2 separate regions of the Homo sapiens genome follow, and region 1 is linked to region 2. Evidence: read pairs that join two places in POLR2A ChIA-PET (ENCODE). Cell type or tissue: PC-3. All regions are shown on one strand.

Evidence for each region. Peaks named below come from ENCODE experiments on the same cell type or tissue, not always from the same donor. Only the 100,000 strongest peaks of a DNase experiment are listed, where the experiment ranks them.
Region 1: POLR2A ChIA-PET joins it to region 2 with 7 read pairs; 2 of 35 experiments call an interaction of 5 or more read pairs at or near these places.

The regions. Positions count from the first base shown.
Region 1 is chr5:142,601,470-142,603,969 of GRCh38, forward strand. The region is part of intron 2 of FGF1 (fibroblast growth factor 1); the gene reads right to left. Among named protein-coding and RNA genes, the nearest start is that of FGF1, 83 kb to the right of the region's middle. In PC-3, CTCF peaks have their summits at 110 and 311; a DNase peak (open chromatin) is centred at 1,502; H3K27ac peaks cover 1,437 bases.
Region 2 is chr5:142,849,451-142,851,950 of GRCh38, forward strand. All of the region lies in intron 1 of ARHGAP26 (Rho GTPase activating protein 26), which reads left to right. Among named protein-coding and RNA genes, the nearest start is that of ARHGAP26-AS1, 18 kb to the right of the region's middle. In PC-3, no CTCF peak of the experiment used is centred here; no DNase peak of the experiment used is centred here.

The DNA.
Region 1 (2,500 bases), 250 kb before region 2:
AGGGGAGATCACCAGCTTCTGATGGGGGGAGAATGAAGCCGTTACCTGGAAATGCAGTGATGAGAACAGTGGTTCTCAACTGGGGGTGATTTTGCTCCAAAGGGGACATTTGGCAATCTCTGAAGACAGTTTCTGTTGTCACAGCTAGGGGGGGCGGGTGCTACTGGCATCTAGTGGGTAGAGGCCAGAGATGCTGCTAACATCCTACAATGCACAGGGCAGCCCCCAACAGCAAAGAATTTTCCAGCCCAAAAGTCAGCAGCGTCCAGGTTGAGAAACCTGGAGATGGAGGGAAAGGACTATGAGTTACAGAGTCACACTCTCCTCATTCACACTGATTGACACTCCCAAGGTGCTGGACACTTAATTGGAATCCAATGTCCATTTGATAATTATTAACTTGTTTATTCACCCTAGGGTGCCCTCTTGAGAAAGGTGCTTTGATAATTCACATTTGGGAATTGGAATTAATTCTAGACTCTTCGGGATAATTTATTTGGTCACTAGACCGTCACAACCATCATTACAACTAGGAGTGAAATCTAGACCAGGAACCAGTGGCTGCCCAATAGTTAGTTCCCTAGGAGGATGAGGGGGCATCTCTGAGGTTCATCTTGGCAGAGGCCAAGGGGCAGGAGAGGCTGGAACACACAGAGCTTTGGTTGGTAGATCTCGACCCCTCATTGCCTTTTCTTTGTGTTCTTTTCTTTTTTTTTTTTTCTTTTGAGACGGAGTCTTGTTCTGTTGCCCAGGCTGAAGTGCAGTGGCGCGATCTCGGCTCACTGCAAGCTCTGCCTCCCGGGTTCAAGCAATTCTCCTGCCTCATCCTCCCCAGTAGCTGGGATTACAGGCATGCACCACCATGCCCGGCTAATTTTGGTATTTTTAGTAGAGATGGGGTTTCACCATGTTGGCCAGGCTGGTCTCGAATTCCTGACCTTATGCTCTGCCTGCCTCAGCCTCCCAAAGTGCTGGGATTACAGGTGTGAGCCACTGCGCCTGGCCTGTTTTCATTTTTAATTTAATTTCTTTGAATAGGAAATATACTTCCATTTTCCCAAACAGCAGAGGAGATAGTGAAAAGCTTCGTTCTGGAGTGCACATCTCCTGGGGGGATGCAGAAACAAGGAAACCCCTCCTAGACACCTTGTGTGTGTATCCTTTCTAGAGAGCTTGTGTGCGTATATTGCAAAAGACATACTATCTCATACTAATGGTAATGTACTGAGCACACAGTTCTGCACCTTGCTTTTTTTTTTGCTTAACAACTAATTGTAGATCTTTCTACATCAGGATGGAAAGAGTAAACTTCTTTCTTCTTGCTGATTGAATTGTGTTCCATTATGTAGCTATACCATAATTGTTTAACCATTTCTCTGTTAATATGCCTGTATTTTCTTATTTCTCTTTGCCTTCCTTATCTCCTGATTCACCCCCAGGATGATTCATAGTTTCATCACCTTTACCTAAGATGCAATTCTCCCTTCCTTGGAAGTCTTTGCTATAGAGACTCAGGACTTCCTCTAGCTTCCAGTGGCAACTGGAGTTTATTTAATTCACAGGAAGGAACTGGAAGCCACTGATGCACTTTCTCACGGGTCCTCCTAGGAATGGTTAGCTCTGAGAGTGTAGCCGTGAGGGAACAGGCCTATGGGCCTCCACTGTAAGCTGGGCCCTGCTCTCTCGAGCCTTCAGTCACACCACTTGCTCGCTCTTTCTGCTCCTATTAAACTTCAAACTTTCCCTGTTTTCCTGGGATCTTTGCACATGCTATAGCCTTCTCTCTGGGACATTCTTCCTCCAGATATTCACAAGGTCCTTCTCCTCCAGGCCTCAGCCTAAATATCCTAAAAGAGGCCCTCCCCAGAGTGTGTGACACTCTGCGCACGGGGTCCTTTCATCCCCACCCCATTCTCCCTGCCAATACCACCCTCCCCCACATCCTCTTCCTCCTCTGCCCCTTGTTTCTTTCATGGCACTTAGTACAACATGCAATGATTTTATTATCTAGGGAGCTACTGATCTATTTCTGCCTCCTCAGGAAAGTGTACACTCTGAGAGGAAGGGCAGAGATCTTGTCCTGTTCCCTCTGGGGTCCTCAGCACCTCCTACAGTGCCCTGCACACAGGGGGCAGTCTACATTATTTGGTGAATGAATGGTGTTGGGCTAATATTGGCAGAGATGATTCTCCTGGCCCATTATCAATAAGCTGTGCACTTTGAATTATGTCTCCAATAACTCTCTGAGGGGGGCAGTAAGATGGGACCACGTGGAGAGTTGTAAGGCTCAAGGCTGGGCTCTGAGCTGAGTGATCTTGGCTAGGCTGCATAGCCTCTTAGACACAGTCTCTTTTTCAGTAAAATGAGGGGTATTTGCGCTCAGTCTCCATAAAGTTATTTCTCAGTCTAACAGTCTATGGAGCAAGTAGATACATGGAATGCCAATAGAATATTCTTTGGCAATAAAAAGGAACAGAGTTCTGAGGCATGCCACAACACA
Region 2 (2,500 bases):
AACATTCCTTCTCTGTGTTGAAATTCTCTCCTCCTCCATTGACAGTGTGCTCTCCATGCTTCATTCATCCCCTTCTGAACGTCCCTTCCTTGCTCACCTTCTTTGTCCTGTGGATCTTCTCAAGGTTCCCTTCCTTGTGGGCTTCTCCTCCCCAACCAGAAGGTCTGCCTCTCTTTGTCACTAATCTCTCCAGTCCCTAGCTTCTGCCACCACCCACATGAACATGACTCCTAGACTTCCCTCTGGCAGCCCCAGCCCCTCTCCAGTTCTTTAGTTTCTTGATGTCTGCTGGCATCTCTAATCTGTATGCATTGCTGGTGCCTCAATCCTGCCGTGTTTCTGTCCTCTTTCCTCCAGTCTGCTTCACCTCCCATGCTCCCTGTTTCTGTTAAAAATGCTGTTGCTGTCCCCGTCATCCAGGCACAACCTCTGGACCCACATGTGATGATTTGTTTCACCCAGTTAGTCCCCAAACCCCACGGGTGTTCTTCTGCACACACTCTTCTCACCACGCCAACCACTGCTGGTTCAGACCCTGGCTACCTCTAAACTAGGCCCCAGCCAGAGCCACCTCACTTGGATCTTTCCTTCCCTTCCTCTGTGGAGACAGAGACTCTGCTCTGCTGCCTCCTGCAGCCTCATGCCCTCATTGTGTTCCCTAGGCCTCTTCAGAGCTCTGCCTACCTCTCCTGCTCTGCCTATGGCTTGTCCCCTTCTTTTGGCCCTACTATTTCCCGTGTGTGCAGCCCAGTGTCCTGCCTCTGTGCTTTTGTTTAAATTGTCCCCTCTTCCCATAGGGGTTATTCTCCCCATCTCTCCTTGGTCAATTCCTTTGTGACCAGTTTAACTCCTCCTTCCTTAGAGGAACATCATCCTTTCAGTGGGGGCAGTTTCTCCTCTGACTGAATTCTTATTACAGATGCTCTCTCTCTCTCTCTATGGTGCTTACTGCTTTTTCTTTTTCTTGCAACCAGCATTAAAAACAACAACAACAACAACAAAACACACAAAAAAACAACATTCTGTATTTTTGAAGCATGGTAGAGTTGTTAAGAGTAAATTAGGAGTCAGACCTATACTTGCATACAAACTTTCGAAGTTATTAGCTATATAAGGTGGAAAAGTTTCTTAATATCTCTGAGCCTCAGTCTCTCCGTAAAATAGGTATAATGATGCCTTCCTGATTGAGCTCTTGGGAGGATTGAAGGAGATGGTATAAGTCAATGTCAGACACATAGTAGGTCCTCTATTAGTCCTATTTCTACCTCCTCCCTTCTCATTAGGCTGCTAACTTCTTCAGTCTGCATACATTTTAGTTTTGTATTATGCAGAGCCCTGTGCCTCATATGTAGCAAATAAGGAATAGCTATTAGCTGGATAGCCAATGGATCTGAAAGGACTTTAAAGAGAAAGGATTTTAAGAGAATCACTGGTATAGCCAATGCTTCTACTGTGCAAATGTCTAGCATTAGAGTGGTGGATAAGCTCGATATGCAGTGTCAACCAGGCCACAGGAAGATTTTTGTATCACCTCTGAGACACGAATAGTTTACACTACAGATTAATCAGGATGGATTTAATGATGAAATAATTTAATTGTTTCACAGATGAGTGGATTTTGTATTTTTGTTCCCATGGAAAATACATTTTTTTTTTTTTTTTCCTGAGACAGAGTCTCACTCTGTTGCCCAGGCTGGAGTGCAGTGCATGATCTCGGCTCACTGCAAGCTCTGCCTCACGAGTTAAAGCGATTTTTCTGCCTCAGCCTCCCGAGTAGTTGGGATTACAGATGTGTGCCACCATGCCCGGCTAATTTTTGTATTTTTAGTAGAGACGGGGTTTTTCCATGTTGGCCAGGCTGGTCTTGAACTCCTGACCTCAGGTAACCTGCCTGCCTCGGCCTCCCAAAGTGCTGGGATTACAGGCGTGAGCCGCTGCGCCCAGCCGGAAAATACATTTTTGACATTAGCTAAGATAACATCAGGCATTAGCTTGTTAGCAAACATTATTCTACCATATCCAGGCTTGAGATTGTAATTTTAGTAGTTCAGTTCAGTTGTTTTATTATGAACAGCTTGGCATTTTGCCCCTCATAGGCTCATGCACAAGAACTGAGTTTTACCTCATAATCAGAAGGTAACTCCCAACTATTTATGGATCACTGATGGAACTGGTGTCTCCCTGGCAGCTGTGCAGAATTGGTTATAATCCTTTAGGCCCTATGTGGCCGCCCCCTCCCTCCCGTTTTACACTGGTCTCACCACCCCTGCCCTTTCTCCCACGTGCTGGCCTTTAGTTGCTGTGTTTTCTCCAGCCACATGGTCTTGTGCACCTGGTGCTCTTTCGGCATGGCCTTCTCTTCTCCCTCATCTTTGTCAGGTTGACTTTATTTCTGCCTATTAATTTCACACTTTGTCATACAGAGGTCCAGAGACTTGCCTGAGGTCATAGCAGGTTATTCATGGAGTCTGGCTATTTCCAGGGTTCACTCTACATAGGC